Regions from separate parts of the Homo sapiens genome. Here region 2 is linked to region 1. A link is an interaction called in ENCODE POLR2A ChIA-PET data of the cell type or tissue named here. Cell type or tissue: OCI-LY7. All regions are shown on one strand. Links, peaks and the distances in the headings refer to the core of each region. The heading gives the core; the rest is flanking DNA. Region 1 has its middle 63 kb from the start of SYPL1. Region 2 overlaps ATXN7L1 (ataxin 7 like 1).

The links. ChIA-PET counts read pairs that join two places held together with the same protein. Peaks named below come from ENCODE experiments on the same cell type or tissue, not always from the same donor. Only the 100,000 strongest peaks of a DNase experiment are listed, where the experiment ranks them.
Region 2: POLR2A ChIA-PET joins it to region 1 with 8 read pairs; 2 of 35 experiments call an interaction of 5 or more read pairs at or near these places.

Annotation. Positions count from the first base shown.
Region 1 is chr7:106,044,130-106,054,136 of GRCh38, reverse strand. No RefSeq gene overlaps it. Among named protein-coding and RNA genes, the nearest start is that of SYPL1, 63 kb to the left of the region's middle. In OCI-LY7, for the core only: CTCF peaks have their summits at 3,731 and 3,938; a DNase peak (open chromatin) is centred at 4,536; H3K4me3 peaks cover 1,029 bases.
Region 2 is chr7:105,849,587-105,859,593 of GRCh38, reverse strand. The region is part of intron 2 of ATXN7L1 (ataxin 7 like 1); the gene reads left to right. Among named protein-coding and RNA genes, the nearest start is that of ATXN7L1, 22 kb to the left of the region's middle. RefSeq lists an enhancer at 4,946-5,695. In OCI-LY7, for the core only: no CTCF peak of the experiment used is centred there; no DNase peak of the experiment used is centred there.

The DNA of each region.
Region 1 (10,007 bases), core at 2,210-6,209:
CCACCTCAAGGAGGTGGGAGAAGTCTTGCTCTATTTTGATGTTCGCTGAAACAATTTCTGCTGAGAATTCTCAGGCCTCCCTGAAGTTAAGACAGAAAAACTCCCTGCCCAACCCCTTACTCCCCTGAAACAGGAGGACAGAACAGCCTAGCTGCTTCACTGAGGAGGCAGAGAGTTTGAGGAAAGGAGAGGTAAAATAAAAAAAAGACGGGCCAGGCACAGTGGCTCACACCTGTAATCTCAGCATTTTGGGAGGCCAAGGTGGGAGGATCACTTGAGCCCAGGAGTTTGAGACCAGCCTGGGCAACATATTGAGACCTTGTCTCTACAGAAAAATTTAAAATGAGGCAGGAAGATCACTTGAGCCTGGGAGATCGAGACTGCAATGAGTTGTGATTGCACCACTGTACTCCTGCCTGGGTGACAGAGCAAGACCTTGCCAGAAAGAAGGGAAGGAGGGAGGGAGGGAAGGAGGGAGGGAGGGAAGGAAGGAAGGAAACAAGGGAGAGAGAGAGGGAGGGAGGGGAAAAAAGGAAAAAGGGGGTTCATTAATATTTCAAAAAGTTACTTTGCCACATTCTTTTTTGGGAAATAATGATGCAGGGATCATATAAGCCAAAAGAAAGAAGAAAAGGCCACAGAAAAGAGTCGCCTTTTGAAAAGGCAAGACAAGGAGGGAAGAAAAGATCAAATGGAGACATCAGAGTCTAATTCTGGTGAATTTTTCAAGGGCTGCACCCACTGAGCCCCTGCCCCGCCCCCAGATGCCCTCAGCCAGGCCACACAGTACCTGAGAGCCGGTCTGGGTCTCTGGGCAGCTGCTGGACAGCTGCTCGCCCATTCATGCGGTTAAGATGAGTTCACTGCACAGTGGCATCACACAGATGCTCCTGCTGGCCAAAGAAGGCTCTGGAAGGCCAGGCATTCTCATTCAGCCAGCCCTTTGAAGGCTCCTCACCAGCAAAACCATTTATTTGGGGGTCACTCCAACCTCAGCATAAGAAATACCACACTTTAACCCAGAGGTTGGCAAACTCTGTAAAGGCTGGACAGTAAACATTTTAGGTTTTGCAGACCATTTAGCCTCTAAAACAGAGACTCAACTCTCCTCTAATGCAAAAACAGCCATAGAAAATATGCAAACGAATGTCTGTGATCCAATGAATAGACACACTGAAATCTGAATTTATATAATTTTCATGTATTGTGAAATTATTCTTTTGATTTTTTTTTCATTTAAAATCATTCTTAGTTCACGGACCATGCAAAAATGGCTACAGACCTGACTTGGCAAGTAAGGTGGATTTTGCTTTAAACAAGCCCCAAAGTAGAAGGCTTGGTCTTCTTAAATACAAATTAAGAATAGATTGATTTGATTTACAGAAGAATTTACCTTGGTGATCTAAATAGAGGGTTCCCTGAATGCATTCAAAATAAGATTTGATTGTAACTTTTTCCTGCAGTGTTAGCTGTCTTCCCTTTTTTACTTTCAGTGTTTTTCTTTTCTTTTTTTTTTGAGATGGAGATGCACTTTTGTCACTCAGGCTGGAGGATAGTGGCACGATCTCAGCTCACTGCAAACTCCACCTCTCGGGTTCAAGCGATTCTCCTGCTTCAGCCTCCCGAGTAGTTGGGGTTACAGGTGTGCAATGCCCACCTAATTTTTGTATTTTTAGTAGAGACGAGATTTTGCCATGTTGGCCAGGCTGGTCTTGAACTCCTGGCCTCAAGTGATCCACCTATCTCGGTCTCCCAAAGTGCTGGGATTACAAGTGTGAGCCACCACGCCTGGCCCTTCAGTGTTTTTCAAAATGACATTTGCCATCCACTAGTGGGCTGCAAAATTCATGAACATCATTTTGGATAGAATAGAACAAATAGAATAGAATAAAAAGATATCACAGTTCCTCACACACAATAAAGGTTGGTAATGTCTCATAACATTTTGCCAGGTGTGTATTTTCCTGTGTATATGTTCATATAGCTATGTTATATTGTGTTGTAATGTAAAACATATTTATTGTAATAGATCATGGTCAAAAGTTTGTGAAGCCCTGGTCTGATTAATATCAGGAAAGAGAGAGTTTGCACTTCCAGCCCTCCTGAATTGCCCCGAGTCTCCCCTTTCTCTCTCTACCCCTATACCCCTATGGGATTCTCTGCTGATCAACCCTGAGACTGACAGAGGCAGGAGACAGAGCACTCTCCTAGGCAGATAGGGGAGGGCCCCCAGAGAACTTCCCACCGGCCAAGGTCATTGTGCACAGGTGGCTTGCCTAAACATGCTCGCAGTGAAAACTTCTGTCCCTTAACACACGCGCAATAAGGGAAATAAATCAATGTGGAGTGGCTCAGACTAAGGGCCCGCATGTGCACTAGAAGGATGGGGGTGCCAGGAATTCACGCCACATACAAATAGGGAAACCAGCCCCATCAGTGGATTATAGAAGCCCCTTGTATTCAACTATGAAGGGGGCCAGCCAGTAACCTGCTTTCAGGACCCCTCTTTTTGCTGAGAGCTTCCCTTTTTGCTTCATAAATTCTATTCCACTCACTCTTTGATGTCCATGTGCCTAATTTTTCCTGGTCGTGAGACAAGAACCCAGATCTCGCTGAGCTAAGGCGTAAAAATTCCTGCCTCAAGACCACTGTTCAGATGCCCTCATAGTGACCGCCACAGACAGGACACCAGTAAAAGATGAAGAAGGGACAAGCCACACCTCACCTTCATTGTCTGCACCCCCATTGCCTGTGTCTTGTTCACTCAGCACCTTGCAGATGAGAGTGTAAGCCTGCAGTATAAGAGGTACTCAACAAGCGTGTGTTGAAGGAATGAATGGCTGAATCCTAGACAGCAGGGTTGTAGGTAAAAAGGCCCTGAGATGTGAGGGAGCAGAGCACAATTGTGGAACTGAAACTCATTCCCTGTTCTCCCAACTACACTGCCCAGCCTAAGCTTACACATAACATTCATTAAGGGTCTGGTCAGGTTTCCAGGCAAAGTATTCTCCTCCCCACTGCTTTGCCAGGTAGCAAAGTGCTTATTTCCCCAGGCACATGAGCTGCGTGCACATGCTTGGAAGAGCTCACCTTGGCGTGAACAGAGGGACATCTCTATCACAGACTGAGAAATGCCAGTTATTCTCGAAGGCCACTGGCTTCTGAAAGATAGGAAAGTGCACTCCAGCAAGCCAGCAGAATGATTCATTTCCATGGGACTTGGAAAGCAGTAAAGCAGGCAGTGCCGGACTGAGAGCTGAGGTGCCATGTGGGGGAGGGCTGGGCTGGGAGCAGCTATTACCAGGGAAAAATGAGAAGGACTGTCTTGGGAGCAGTGGCAAAGGCAGATCTAGCCCCTTTTCCCGCAGAAGTCCTCCTCCATGAATGTTCTCCCCTTCAAGACTCCTGCTCTGTCTCGGCTTTGTGCCTCTGGGGCTGATGGTGGCATTACGGGTGCTACTTACAGTCACCGACAGTTTACTGTCCTAGAGGTGGTGGTTCCAGAAGGGCCTCTGATCCACGTCACATGGGCAGCTCCCAGGGAGGAACCAGACACCTCATCCCGGTGTCCTGCCAGGCAGGCCCATTCTGGGCTTCCCCCTGTCATGAACCAGGTTTGAGAATTCTATAATCTCACACAGCACCGGTAAAGCAATATGCTTTGGGGGTAGGGCACTCACGGAGCTAAAGGAGAGCAAGAAGGGTGAAGCAAGTGTGCATCCCCCATTCCATAATCATTCCTGGGTGGGGGTGAGCTGGGCCGACAGCACGGGCCTGTATTCTGCTGCAGGACCACACAGGCTACTTGGCTCCAGGCAGAGGAGTTAATACAGACATTGTCTAGATGTTGCAATGCTTCCTGCATGGAAGAGGGATGGGGAGGGTGAAGAGGAATCCTCCAGCCCCACAGAAAAGGGAACGTGGGCGCCCTCTTGCTGGGAAGCAGCCAGGCCCCAGCTGGCTCATGGTCCAAGCAATGCAAGGAGCTCCCAGGGTCCCTCTTGGATGCCCCTACCTTTGCTCTGCTGACCCAAGGAGAGCCACATGCTCCCCAGCATTGAGGCCAGCCGCAGCACAGCTCTTTCAACAGTGGGCCCTCCATGTGCAAGGTCCCCCCAGTTGTTCACGATTTTGAAGAGTCTGTTGTGTGCTGATTGCCACAGTCACTCCTGTGTAACTCCAACAATGAAATGGGGCTCCCTGCCTATCTACAGGCCACCACTACACCAGCAGGGACCTGTGACCTTGGGGTGAAGCCCGAAAAAGGGATGAGAGACATGGAACTTTCTCTCCCTGCTCCCAGAAAGAACGTTTTTGGTGCAGTGTTTTGTTCTGTTTTATTATTTTGTTTTATTTAGGTGAAACAAACATCTGGTACACAGATCTTCATCCATTTTAAATGCCTCTCTAACCCCTTACGGGTGTTGTAACCCCTCCTGTCTCCCATTCTGCATGTTAATTTGAGTATGAACTTAATGGACGCTAAATAAGTCAATCAAGATGCCATTTTTAGTGCAGTTGAGCAGATGTGTTTCTGGGGAAATGTGTTTGCATGGGCAACGTCACCCAAAAGGCACCTCAGTGAGCACCCTTCCACCCAGGGGAACCCAAAGGGAAGCCACAGCATAGCCAGCCTGGCACAATGCCATGGGGGAGAGCATGGGGCGGCCGCCCTTTCTGGGGGATTTTCTTGTGAAAATGCCACCCCGTCTTCCTTGGGACCTGCCCCTGCTTCGAGTTTCCCCTCCCTTCCTATGGAGCACCTGCCAGACACTGTGCAAAGGCCTCTACCCCCGACTTCAGGTGGTACACAGGCAGCCCAGTGCTGGGAAAACAGTCTGTGCTCAACTATTTTAACAGGTTAGAACCAGAGGTCAGACTTTCAAATTCCACCTAGCCAAGTCCCAGCACTTTCAGGAATTCTGGGTAACGCAAGACAGGCCAAGGAGTGCTTGGCTTAGCCTAGGTGCACTCATCCCCACAGTTGGAGAATTCTTGTCCGAAGTCTGAGATTCCCAGTTTGGGTCTTGGCAAGGACTCGAAGAGACTCCTTCGGGTAGCTGAAAGCTGGAGCTGTCAGTCAGGCTGGTTTTATCCCCTCTGCCCCACCAAGGACCATTCCTGAAGCTGCACTGGTGATGGGGATGTGGGTTGAGGCACAAAGCAGCCTAAATCTACACATGGGGCCTGCAGTGCAGTTGCCTTTCAAGAGAGCACAGGGTCCGCCTGCATTAGCTACAGTGTGCACGGCTAAAAGAACAAGGTTCCAGATCTGGCTCTAGCTCTGCTCCTAATTAGCTGAGTGACCTCACCCTTGCTGGGCTTTCCTTTTTTCATCTGCATAACAAGAGGGTAAAGCAGAAGACCTCAAAGTTCTTCCAGATTTAAAACTCCATGGGGACTTTCCTCCTCTCTAAACTGTGCAACTCAGAATAGTTACAAGGATTAAATTCGATAAGGTATATGCAAAACTGAGAGGCAGAGCCTGGATTTGCCTGGGCCATCAATTCCAGATACTCTCCTAAGGGATTTGCCAGCTCCTTAGATCAATGACTTAACAGAAGCCTGGCTGAGCCCAGATTAGGTCTCCCAAATCCTGGGCTTGGGGGCCTGTACTGTCGAGCCACTTTCTCAGAGCCAGGTTATGTTCAAAGACCAGGGTGAATGGCCAGAAGTGGGGACTCCTCCCCTATGCCCATCCCCTGCTCTGAAAGTCCTGTGCCCAGTGGCATCAAACAGCAACATGTCCTTAATGAAAACCCCAACTAAAGAGTGGTGGCTCATTCATGCCCCTCTGCATTCCAAACACCTTCCACTCAGTGAACGACCAGTCCAGGCTTGCACCTTCCAAGCCTGCTGTTGCCTTGGCCGTCTCTCTGCAACTAGTAACAGTTGGCCTGAAGCACCGAGAGGCAGAAGGAATAGAGCTGGGAGGGAAAACCCATGATGCCCCCCTATGATGTTTCTGCTACCCCCACCTGGAAGGGCTCCAAAGTGTGGGCCACCCAGCAGGTCTCTAGGAAAAAAATCTGATAGCTCCCCAGAGAAATTCCACCTAGCTGGAAAAAACAGTGAGTCTTTCCTGAGTGCTTACTGTGCACGTGATCTCACTTAATGTACACATGCCGCTATGGGGCAGACTTATGGCATCATCAACCCCATTTTACACAGTAGGAAACACAGCTCCAACCTATTCAATAATTTACTCAAGGTCACGCTGTTCGTAATTGCAGAGCCAAAATTTGAGCCCGAGGGCATCAAGTATCAAAGTCTACACTCTTAACCATTAAGCTGTGTCTTCTCCAAAGTGGGAACAGGTCACCTTGGTGTTGTTCACTTAGTCTAGAGACCACTTTTTTGTCTCGAGACACTCATTTGGCACAGAAAATCAAATAAATCACCAGAACCTGATGGATTAAATAAATCAACCCTAAGCAAAGACCCTACAACTTAGGAGAAACAAACTGCTAAGGTTTGCAGAGTTGCATCTCTAGGACTCCAGGAGCCTTTAAATACAAAAAGGAATTAAACTTTAGTGACAACGTTCTAGGCTTTGGCAGAAGTCAGCCCAGGGGAAGATGTAGCTGCCCCAGCTTAATACGCTGTCCCAACCAGGGACAAGGCCAGAACATTCAAACCAGGCAAGGGAGACTTCTAGTACAGCCCCACCCCTATCAGATTTCCTCCTACTGTCAACCCTGGTGGTTAAAGATTTTATTTTATTAAGAAAAGCAGTGTTCCAGTGTCTTTCAGTTCACTAAAAGGCCACACGGTTAATTAATGTCAGAGCTGCCAACCCTCGTACGTGGGGCTGGCCTGAGCCAGGCCTCCCAGGTGGACTCTTCTGGTTATTTGGAAAACACTTTGGCTTGAAGCTGAGGGTTCTGGAGTTGCCGTAGAACACTGGTGCAAACCACAGGATAAACTCAGAAGAACAAGACAGAGCCAGCATGTGGATCCACAGCCCTGCCCTCAGCTACAGGGGGAGGCTATAGGGGAAATGTGTCCTTGTCTGGCTTCAGAGAAGGAGTTGAGAATACTGAACTCTCAACTCTGTGCCCACAGCTCAACTCTCACCATCTCTAAAGGCCATTGGGCCCACAGCGAGGGTGATGTGCTCCGTGCTGAGGATATTGAAATGCATGCTGAGCAGCTCCTCTTTCCTCACAGCCCTTCAAAGAGCCCTCTGGCTCCTGGAAGCTGATCACTTTCCCAGAGACAGCTGACGAGTGGGACATAGGAAGAAGTGAGGTGCTGAAGGTGAAGCCAGTCCTCGATAATTATTATCATTCCGTCCCCTGCCATCATCTTGCTTTTCTCTTATTATTTATAGGATGGGAGAATGTACCAGACACATCGATCATGGTAGCTGTCGTACACACCATTCTCGCCTAAGAAAAACTGCCCAGTCACAGCCCCCAAGGAGGGAAGTGTCCCCAAGCTGTCCCTCATTCAGCATTTGCCTTGTTCTTAGCCATGTGACCCACACCTCCTCTTGGCCAGCTGTGATTGGACAGGGGCAGATGCCTTGCCCAAGACCTCCTATCCAGGGACTAGTGGGATTGTCTGATATGGCCCAGCTCAACCAACTCTGCCCAAATGAGAATTCAAATTGGCAATTAGATCCATTGAATTATCTTTCCTTCTGAGAAAACTAATTTTAGGGTCTAAAGAGAATTTTTTTTATAGAAACATGATCTCGCTGTGTTGGCCAGGCTGTTCACAAGCTCCTGGCCTCAACTGATCCTCCTGCCTTGGCCTCCCAAAGTGCTGGGATTGCAGGCATGAGCCACCATGCCTGGCCAGGAAACTGATTTTAGAGATAAAGAGAAAATGAGCCAACTGGTAGCAGAACAAAAGTCCTGAAGAAACACTTAGAAGAGGTGAGTGAAGAGCGAAGGCAGAGAGTCATATTGATGCCAGAGCCCTAGGACCAGTGGTTCTGAACCCAAATATCTCTGCACACCCACAGCAGCTGGCGGCATACCTTGCACAGGTGGCTAACACATTGTGCTCAAGGTAGAAAATGCACCTTTTGTTGCAACTGAGGATATGTATTGTTACAACAGTGCTTGTTGGACAGAATGTTGAGAGGAATACTCCTTGTAGAATGGGAGAATCCCAAACACGCACATCGGAGGGAAGAGGTAGAGTATAATGATAAGTGTGTGCCAACACAACCAAGTTTCCCAGAATGTGTGAAAACTGTCTTGTGAGGACAGAAGAGAGCACAGTTGGGGCCATAACAGTTATTCTCAAAGACATGGGCTTGCAGAGTAACCAAGTTAACGCTATAATAACCAAGGATGTTATTTAATTCTTCTAAAGGCTTGCCAAAAATTCTGATATTTGAACATGTGCCATTGTATTAGTCAGGACCTTTTGGTTTCAAGTAACAGAAACTCAACTCAAAATTAACTTACAAAGGAATCTGATGGTTCATGTCACTGAAAAATCTAGGGATAGAACAGACTTCAATGATGGCTGCATACAAATACCCAACATCATCAGGAATTATTGTTTCTCTCTCTCTTCTTATTTTTCTTTCCTTCAGTTGGCATTATTCTTTGGTTGGCAGGCTCTTCCCACACTCAACAAGGTAACCAATATTGGCTTCATGCTTCCTACTGACCTCCTTCCAGCTTAGCAGCATCAGCAGATAAGGAATAATTCCCTAGATCTACAGCACAAGTCCCAGGGGTAGTTCTCAATGGTCCACCTTGGAACACGTATCCATCCCTGAACCAATTAACAGAGCCAAGGAGAAGCTGTGATCTGATTGGCCTGGCCTGGGTCATATGCCCAGTTCTGGAGCTAGGGCATGATGTCAGCCCCACCAGAATACAGGACCTAATAGTAGAAAATGGTTATTGCTTAAGGGATGTTAAACAGGCAGTAACAACAGCCTCAGCCCCAAACAAAATAGTTGAGCACAACCTCTCCGGAGCAAAGATCCTTGAACTCCTGACATTAACCTCTTACAGATGCCTTGCATGCTAAATGACTTTCTGATCACAGTCTCCCTGAGTCCTCACTAGGCTTTTATCAATCAGGATTCTTACCTACAAACAACAAAATCCCCTCTGATTTGTTTAAACAGAAAAGAACTTATGGACGCATATTAGTGGCTCACAGACTCTCCAGCAAGGTCGGAGAAATAGGGGTTGGCACTCTGCAGCCACAAACAATACCCAAATCCTCACCTGTCTGGTCACAGGCTTGATCCCACTGCCTTTGGTGCATGTTACTATTATCATCTCTGTCTCTGCTGCCTCTGGGGTTCCATGTCCCTCCACCATGTTCCGCCCCATCACCAAGAACAATTCCATGCAGCAGCTTCTCCCTGGCTTTTCACTCTTCCAGACTGAAATCTCATCATACTGCATCCAATCCACAGAGCCTATGTCACATGCCTGTGTCCTAGCTGCAGAGGAGTCTGAGTAACTGAGTTCTGATCTCCACCCTGGTGAGGTAGCACCCCTCACATGGCGTATTTTCCAAATTTAAGAAGTTTCTTCAAATGATGTTGGGGTGGCACCAATATGACTAATATCTATTATACTACACCACCCCTGAGAAGTGAGGTCTTCTGCTTCTTCTGGGTTCTGGACAGACTGAGCAATGGAGCCAACTCTTTATTTTCACATGTTATATCCCAATAAACCTATGATTCTCTGTTCTTTGCAACCAGAAAGAAACCCAGTTAATGCAACACAATTTGGCCAATGTAATTTGGATAAAATTTAGCTTGGAGACAATGGTTTTCATCCCAGCAGGATTGGTTCACAGAAGCTCATGGCTTCTTTACAAGGAAAGGCTCCAGTGGGGCTTTTGAGGGGGTCTGGAAAGCATGGCCACATGGAGCCCTCTCAGGAGTGCCAGCCCACAGACATTTAATAGCCTTGTTCCAGAACTCTGCAAATGCCACACTGGGCTACCACTTAACCACAAGTCATCCCCAGCTATTAACAAGAAGCTGGATTGCAGGTAGGGACACCCTAGCAAGG
Region 2 (10,007 bases), core at 2,460-6,459, 190 kb after region 1:
CTGTACTGAATACTGTAGGTAATTGTTGTAACACAATGGTAAGCATTTGTGTCTCTAAACAGATTGAAACATAGAAAAGGTACAGTAAAAAATATGGTATTATATACTCTTATGAGACCACTGAGTATGGGCCTGTTGTTGACCAAAGTGTCATTATGCGACTGTGTGTGTGTATATGTATATGTATGTGTATATATATATATTTATATTTCTGTAGCATTTGAAAATAAGTTATAGACATCACGACACTTCACCTTTAAATATTTATCATTTTTCCACATCTTGATTGTGCTACCTTGAGCTGTTCACTTAAATTCTCAGAGCCTCATCATACATAAATATGTATGTATGTTTTTGCTGAACTATTTGGTAAGTCACAGACAGCATGACACCCCTAAATACTTCAGCATGCATCTCCTAAAATTAGAGGCATTCTCTGGCCTAATCATAATACCAGTATCACACTTAGAAAACTAATGGTAATTCCATACTCATATCTGATACCCAGTTCTCGTTCAAAATTCACCTGTCATGCCCCCACCCCCAAAAGCTTATAGCTGCATTTTTCAAACTAGATCCTGTTATGGTTCATGTACTGCATTTGGTTGTTATATCTCTTCAGTAGCTTTTAATCTAGAACAGTGTCCCTCCCCCACATGTGTGTGAATATATGTATAATACATATTTCTATATATATGTATACATATTTTTATATATAAATATATAAAACATTGCCATTTAAAATGCTTCCTGTTCTGGTCTGTCTTGTCACTTCCTTGTGGTGTCTTACCTTGTTTTTGCTATTCCCTGTTTTTCTCCTGTTCTGGAAGTTTGAGCTTAAGTATCATTGGATTCAGACTCAACATTTTGGTGCAAATGTGTCCCAGGTGATTCTGAGTGCTTCATTAAGCATCCCATCCAGGGGTTACAAGATATCAGGGTGCCCTATTATTAGATATGGATGACTTCGTAAGGTGGTGACCACTGCTGCCCATTGCAAACGTTGTATTTTCCTTCTGCAATTAGCATGTCATTCTGTGGGTAATGCTTTGACACCCAGTGAATATCCTGTCCCCCAAAAGGAAATTTTGTGGAATCCTCTGGGCATTCATTGATGACCCTTGCCTGGATCAGTTATTTCTTTGGGGATTGTAGGATGGTCATTTTCAAATTCTGTCATTCTGATCTGCTTTTATTGGTTGACATTCTTCAATATAGAAGACATCTTTCCCATCAACAGGGGATGAACTATTAAATTCCTCCTAAAAGGGCAGAGTTAAGTTTTTCTCTTTAATTATCAGTGCTCATAGTAAGTAGTTGAACACTGATGATTCTTTTATTTTATTTCATTTTCATTTTTTGAGAGACAGAGTCTCATTCTGTTGCCCAGGCTGAAGTGCAGTGGCATGATCATAGCTCACTGCAGCCTTGACCTCCTTGATTCAAGCGATGCTCCCACCTCAGCCTTCCGAGTAACTGGGGCTACAGGCACATACTACCACACCACACCAACTTTTTATTTTTTGTAGAGACAGGATCTTGCTATGTTGCCCAGGCTGGTCTCCAACTCCTGGGCCTAAGCAATCCTCCTGCCTCAGCCTCCCAAAGTGCTGGGATTACAGGCATGAACACTGCACCAGCCTATGATTCTTTTTTTTTTCCCCCTGTAGCCTAATCTTGAAGGTGAAGGTGATGGCCTGTGATTCTTAAGCTAAGGAGGAACAAGGTTTAGGACTGGGTACACTAGAATTTCAAGAAGATGCTTGTATAGTGTGAAAACCACAATCAGTGGGAAGTCTTAGAGAGAAAGTGAGCTTTGTAGTACAAACCTCAGGAAGTAAAGTGTGATCCAATCTTGGTAGAGCATGAGTTTAAAAACATTGAGAAATATTATCCCACACAGTCAAGTGACCCTCTACTTTAACCTGGGGAAGGAAGAAGATAATTATACTTAAAATAATCCTTCTCCCACCTTTCAGAGGGAGCACAGTATTTAGCCTGGGTCTGGTGAACCACTGAAGTTAAATGGGAAGTCATGATGAGTGATGCTCTGCAAGTCAGAAGCCAGAGCTGTGCTTCCTGCATTGCTGACTGCGTAGAAAGTGACCAGTTGTCCAGGAGGTGGAAGGCCCTGGGCTGGGCTCTGTGTGGAATGTGAAGGTGGAACAGTGGCCCTGCCCTCTAGGAACTCACTTGCAGCACCTGGGAACTCTGATGTTGCTTAGAAAATGAAATGTGATTAGAATGCCTTAGAGCCCAGGGAAGGAAGATATCTCAGTCTATGGTCAGCCAGACCTTTAACCTGGGTCTCAGACCTTTGACTTAAAGGTAGAGGCTGTTTGGTTTGTGGTTTTACATGGGCCACAGTAAAGGATAGTTAGTAGGAGTCAAGTTAATGTTTGAAAAATGAATGAAAGAATGAATGAATGGACACCTCGTGCAGAGGCAACACAGCAGCTAGGATTTGGACATTCAGGGCATTGTACAGGGAAGGAAGAGCTTAAGCAAAGGCTTTGAGGGCTATGAGTTCCTCAAGAGGTTGCTTTTAGAAAAAGAAATTATGGTGAAACTCCATTAATACCAAAGAGAAACAGTTCATAATTTATTCCAGTTGTAGACACACTCAGTGCCTAACTCCATGCCGTCTTTTTTTGAAGTAGAGTTTTCAGAAAACAGCCTTCTGTTTTCTTTGGTAGTGTTAGTGTTTGTTTTGCTTTCTCCATTCAGGGTGCTGGAGGGAGAGTTATTTTCTCTCTCTCTCTCTCTGTCTCACACACACACACACACACATACACACACACTTTTTGGGTGCTGCTGACCAATTAATTTGTAAGTTCTTTTCTATTAGAATCAGTGTTGTGCTAGTAAATGTTTAACAATCTGCTATCTAAAAAAGTTAGTGCATATGGAAATATATGTTTATTATACATTTTACTGATTTAAAAAAGCTGTTTAGCATATGCTTTATAAAGAATAAAATATTTAAATTCTTTTTTTTTTTTTTTTTGAGACTGAGTCTCACTCTTGTTGCCCAGGCTGGAGTGCAATGGCACTATCTCGGCTCACTGCAGTCTCCACCTCCCAAGTTCCAGCGATTCTCCTGCCTCAGCCTCCCGAGTATCTGGAATTACAGGCTCCTGCCACCATGCCCCGCTAATTTTTGTATTTTTAATAGAAACAGGGTTTCACCATGTTGGCCAGGCTGGTCTTGAACTCCTGACCTCAGGTGATCGACCCGCCTCAGCCTCCCAAAGTGCTGGGATTACAGGCCTGAGCCACTATGCCCAGCCTAAATTCTTTTTTGTAGATTTCATATAGTCTATAGATTCTTACCAAATGCTTTGGTTGACTTCTGCCAAATTCTTATATCCCCAACCTTCCTAAGGTTTAAATTGACAAACAGGTGTAAACCCCACATAAGTATTGGTTGATATTTTCATTTAAGTCAGTGAGTAAGTTGAAAGGGAAAGAACAAAGATAAATGTTAAAACTTCACTTGATTGTTAGTGACGTGACTTTCTTGCTGAACTGAATAATGGTTTTCAAGTACTAAAAGAATATGTCCTCATTGTTTTGTAGTATTCACAATAAAGCTAGAGACATGATATACAGCTGTCCCTTGATATCGAAGGATTGGTTCTGAGACCCCAAATCCTTGGATTCTTATCCCTTATATGAAATGGTGTAGTATTTACATATAACTTATACAGTTTTTTCATAGACTTTAAATAATCTCTAGATTACTTATAATACCTAATACAATGTAAATGCTGTGTAAATAGTTGTCATTCTGAATTGTTTAGGGGATAATGACAAGAGGAAAAGGTCTGTACATGTTCAGTATAGACTCAGGCATCTTTTCTTTTTCTTCCACATATTTTTGATCTGCAATTAAGTTGAAACTGCAGATGTGGAACTCACAGATTCAGAGGGTTGACTATTCTTTTAATTTAACTTACATCATTAAAATTTTCTCCATCACTTTCTTAAATTTTGATAATCAAAAAAATAATAAATCATGCCCTGATTTGTAGTATGTGATGATTTCCATGGTGTAAACTCTCCTACCACTGCATTTCAAGCTGTCAATGTGATATCACAGAACTCAGAGTTGGGAAGAGATATGCATCAGCACACTGTTACGTAGGATATCCTCCATACAGATACATTAGATGGTAAATGACTTTGAGAGCAGGATTAAGCAACGTGTGGCCCATGGGCTGCCTGTTTTTAATAAAGTTTTATTGGAACATAGCCACACTCATTTTTTAATGTATTGTCTGTGCTAGCTTTTGCACTACAATGCCTGCATGGAGTAGTTGAGACAAAGCCTAAAATTTTTACTACCCACAGTGGCTCACGCCTGTGATCCCAGCACTTTGGGAGGCCGAGGCGGACGGATCACGAGGCCAAGAGATCAAGACCATCCTGGCCAACAGGGTGAAACCCCATCTGTACTAAAAATACAAAAATTAGCTGGGCGTGGTGGCGCACACCTGTAGTTCCAGCTACTTGGGAGGCTGAGGCAGGAGAATCACCTGAACCTGGGAGGTGGAGGTTGCAGTGAGCCAAGATCACACCACTGCACTCCAGCCTGGTGACAGGGTGAGACTCCATCTCAAAAAAAAAAAAAAAGAAGAAGAAGAAAAGAGAAAGTTCCCAACCCATACTCAAAGCATAGATAATAAGTGAAATGTAGCAAGATAAATTGGAAATGATGAGTTTTATATTCAATTGTAAGCTTATGTCATATAACTTTTAATAATTTAATAATTGGCTCACCACATTCCTGAGAATTTAACAATCAGCTCTTGTGAGCCTTTACAAGCTGGCCCCAGCTTACAACTGCAAAGCTTTGAGGGCTTCAGCTTTTAGTGCCAAAAATGAAGCTGTCACTATTAAGCAGCAGCAGCTGACAATACCAGATTGGAGGGGGAGCCTCACTAAGAAGGATTTGAACTGCTTGAAATTATGGTCTAATTGTCCATAGAAATCAGAAGAAAGCAATTTTGAGGTTAGTTTTCATATGATGGGGTTTTTGTGTTTTGTGTTTTTTTTTTTTTCCTCTATAAGGGTCTGGGGTTTGTTTTGGTTTTTCAAATGCTTTTTTTTTTTTTTTTTTCAGAGCTAATTTTCAAACCCAATACAGCATGCTTTTCTTACCAAATTTTGTGAGCATCTGTCTCGAGCCGTTCAGCCCCTGACAGACGCTCAGCAGCCTCCAGAACTCCCACAGATGTTGTGTGTCCCAAGAAAGGCCCACTTCCTGTTTCTGGCCACTAGCGGGAGGAGAGGTGGTCCCACCAGTTGCATTTTGCAGGGGTTTTCCTTGCCGCCATTTCCTGCCGGTTGCCTTTGAATGGATTACAGATGGTCAGAAAAAGACTTCTTGGCACAGTGAGAGGACCAGTCTCCAGTGCTTTGTGGGAAAGGATTTATAGCAGGATGGCAGTTTACGCCTACCAAGAATGGGCCTGGCTGCCGCGGCCTTATAGGGAAAACTGCCTGCCTGCAGAGATGGGCTCTGGGGGTGGAGGGAACGGCCAGGATGAAGGGGATGTTTAAATCGATGTGGCACCTTTCAGCCAGTCGGTGCTTAGACCGCCGCGTGTCCACAGATGTTAGGCCCCTGTGGAGGTGTCGGGCCCCGGGAAATGAGGTGCTGCTCCTGGTGCATCAAGCGCTTGTGGGAAGTATTATGAATCCTCATCTTTTCAGAGAGAGGTACAGCCAGGTGCTGTTGTTCCCTACCGCCCGCCCTTTTTGTTAAAGCCACAATATAGAGCACATTTAATTTGTTTTTGTTTTGTTTTGTTTTGTTTTGTTTTTTGAGACAGAGTCTCGCTCTGTTGCCCAGGCTGGAGTGCAGTGGTGCAATCTCTGCTCGCTGCAACCTCCGCCTCCCAGGTTCAAGGAATTCTCCTGCCTCAGCCTCCCGAGTAACTGGGATTACAGGCGCCCACCACCACGCCCAGCTCATTTTTGTGGGGCTTTTTTTGTTTTTTTTGTTTGTTTGTTGTTTTTTGTTTGTTTGTTTTTTGAGACCGAGTCTTGCTCTGTCACCCAGGCTGGAGTGTAATGGTGCGATCTCTGCTCACTGCAACCTCCGCCTCCCGGGTTCAAGTGATTCTCCTGCCTCAGCCTCCGAAGTAGCTGGGATTATAGGCACCTGCCACCACGCCCAGCCTAATGGTTGTATTTTTAGTAGAGATGGGGTTTCACCATGTTGGCCAGGCTGGTCTCAAGCTCCTGACCTCAGTCAGGTGATCTACACGCCTCGGCCTCCCAGAGTGCTGGGATTACAGGCGTGAGTCACTGCATGTAGCCTACATTTAATTTTTAAACTTTTAAAAATATATGTAACTTAAAATTTTAATACTTTAACCAGTTTAGAGTGTATAATTCAGCGTTACTAAGGACATTCACAGTGTTGTGCAACCATTGCCACTATGCATTTCCAGAACTTTTCTATCATCCCAAACAGAAACTCTAAACCCATTAAACAATAATTCCCCATTCCTGCCTCCCCTCAGCCTTGGTACCTGTTCTACGTTCTCTATTCTACTTTCTGTTCCTATGAAGTCACCTATTCTAATCATCTATTCCCCTCATATAAGGGGATTCATGCAGTGTGTGTCCTTTTGCGACTCGTTTCTTTCACTGAGCGTAATGTTTCCAAGGTTAATCGATGTTGTAGCATGTACCAGAATTTCCTTCCTTTCAAAGGTTAAATAATATCTCATCGTATGTATATTTGACATTTTATTTATCCAATCATTTGGGCATTGTGAATAATGCTGCTGTGAATGCGGGTATACCTGTTTCCATCTGTGAGTGGGTCAAATGTATACCTGTTTCTATCTGTGAGCGGGTCAAACAGAGACCTGGAGAGAACTGATGTGACTGGGATGATGCTTCAGTCCTTCCGAGATAAGCCAGCCGAGGTGCACCTCTCCATCAGAGCTGACAGGAATGTGTGTGCGGAAGGGCCCTGTGCAGGATTGCTGGCCGAGGGGTCAGATCAAGCTGGCACTCTGCTTGCCAAACTGTGCGCCCCCTGTGCTGCATCTGACCAGAGAGGGTGCCTTTTTCTAGCTTGCACAAAGGTCCTTGCTTCATGGTCTGGAAGAGTCCTGCCAGAGCTGAAAATCTGAGAGGCCAGGATCACACAAGGCCACTAGTGCTTTTGCTTTCCAGGGAGGAGGCAGCAGATTGCTGGGCAGAGGTTGTATAGGGAGGGTTAGGAAGGCTGAACTAACTGGGTCAAGATTCCTGGGATTGGGTCTCCCTCTGTCAGAAAACAGGGCAACCTTGTGCAATTACAGAGCAAGTCCTGGTGATCTCCATCTGTGAGATGAGGGGAGGACTGTAAGGTCCCTGCCAGTAGTATAGGGCTGCCTGTCAATAAAGAACTGGCAAAATTCATGGGGGACTAGAGAGAGGCAGGGGCAAGCCTCTGGGAACAGGGTATGGACGACATAGAACAGGAAGGTGATGGAACTTCACAGAGGGAGGATGGTACAGAGAACTTAGAAATCTGAGAGCCAGGGAAGCGCCTCATAGAAAGTGTGATAAAGTAAACAGCTACATTCTTTCTGACCAAAGATGGTGGTGGAAGGAGGAGGAGAGAGAAGTAGTGGCATTGATCCTTCATAAAATTATTCAGCACTTACTGTGTACAGACACAGAATAGAGGGTGCAAGAGGGAAACAGAATCGTGATTCTTCACTTGTGCCCTGTGAAGCTCTCCTGTTGCATGAAGAATTGCAGAGGTGTGAGGGCGTGTTTTGTGTGTGCACATTTCTCCTGGGGATGGTTCTGTGGTTTTTCCTTTTCCTTTCCTGTGGACTTCTTCGCCCTTTCAACAACAACAACAACAACAAAATGTTTAAAGAAATTTACAGCTTGTGGGGGAGACACACCTGTGCCCAGAAATAACAAGGGGGTGAGCCACATGGGAGGGGGATGGAAACACGTGAGGAATAAGCTTGCTGCTTTAAAAGTTGCATTTTGGTGTTAGGGTTTGTGATACATGCAAATCTCCTGAGGAAGAGTCCTCCCTGTTTGGGGTAAAGGGCTGGGGACAGCCACTTGCAAATCTAGCCCTATTGACATGATTGGTGTTTGGATTTTTACTGGGAGATAGACTGACAGAGATACAGAGAAAGACTGGTAATATGTATGCTAGCTGGAGAAGCCACCTTTCAGTCCCATCTCTGCGTATAGTTGATCGTCGAGGAACTCGATGGTGCAGGGGGAAAGGCGTAGCTTTGCAGTCAGACCTTAGCTAACTTCTTGGCCCTGCTGCTTGCTTGCTGTGTGACTTTAGGCTAGCTACCTTGCCTCTCTGTTCCTCTGCTTGCTCATTTGGACAACAGGACCAGACCTAGGAAGATTAGGGATAAGTCACCAGCTGCCATCCTATAGATGGTCAGAAAAATGGTAGCTGGTATTATTGCCTGGAGGAGAGGGCAGGTCTGAGAAATCCAGTGGTTTCCCTGGGTTAGTTTCAGGGTTGTAAATCATTGTGGGATACACATAAAAAACGAGCCAGAATTTGAGAGCAAGGGGAGGGAGGTGTTGTGGGAAGTTGAGTTTGGAAGTGTCTAGGTGAAGAGGTAAGTTATAAGGAAGCGGGGCAGCAGGAAGGAATAAGAACTGAAGTGACATATCCTGGGGGCAGAGATGGCTTTCTGCCCCTTTTGATATTGACTTTCATTATCTCTGAGATCTGTCTGTATCTTGTCCTCCAGCTCAGCCTACACACCAGGGCCCCCACTGAGGGCATTTGCAGAGTCTGGGGAGATGGGAAACCGGGAGCTCCTGAGAGGGACTCTCTTGCAGGCAAGTGAGGATCACTTTCCAAACAGGCAGGCCATATGGAGCATGGGTACCCCTTCTGTGCAGAAGGAGACACCACAGTGTCTTGCAGCAGAAGCCCATGCTCGCTCTGTGCTCGTTCTTCAGGAGGCACAGGGATCAGTGCTAGGCCTCTTAAGTCAGAGAGATCTGGGTTCAGCACAGAGGAAAGTCCTATAACCTCTCACAGCCTTATTTTTCCCATCTGCTTAATGGGATATCACAGGTAGCTCATAGGGTTGTTGGCAAAGTTGAAGGAAGTGAACACACAGCATTTAGCTCAATGCATGGCCCATGGGAAATGCGCAGTGAACATTTCCTTTGGTTGCCATTGAGTAGCCCCTGGAACAGAGGACTAGGGGGTGTCCTTCAGGATGAGCTTCCTCATGGTCCTCTCCTGTGGGAACAGTGTGCTGGTGAAGGCTGTATTCCCGATGCCATGGGGCATGACAGGCATGAGGAAATGACATCTGGAAATGGTCCTTAAACCAGGGCCCTAGGCAGGGAGCCAGGAGTGTGCAAACGTGGTGGCACATCTTTCAGAATGTCAGTTCAACTCTAATTCTACAGGAAAGTATTTTTTTATCATTATATTTCATCAACTCTAAGATGCCATTTATCAGAAAATACATTGTTATTTTATGTAACACTGAGAAAAAGCACTGCCAATTAAACTACAGCCACTGTGGATTCTAAGACATCCTGATTTTAAAGATGTTACAATGGAAGTGGGGGTGAGTGCAGCTTAGAATTAATAAAATACAGTAGGGCAAAAATAGAGTATCAAGGAAAATTTGCATTAATTTTTAAGATAAAGCATGAAATTTGAAGAGTCACAGAAAGCTCTTGTGGTAGCCTCAGAAGGTGCAGGTATGTGTGAACTTGCCAGCCCATCAGGGCAACTCTGTTTAAAGAGCTGAGAGCAGCTGGGGCTTAATCTGCCTCTAAGTTCAGATGGGAAGCAGGAGGGAAGGAAGTGGCCCAGACTTCAGAGCACCCATTGTCATTCAGGGGCCTGAACATCCTCAGGGAGCCCCAGTGACCTCAGGGCCCCTGGTGAATCATTTGTGTTCACTTCACTTAGAAGGAAAATCAACATACAGCACTTTCAGGAGGAGAAGAGGTGTCATGAAACCAAGCAAACAATG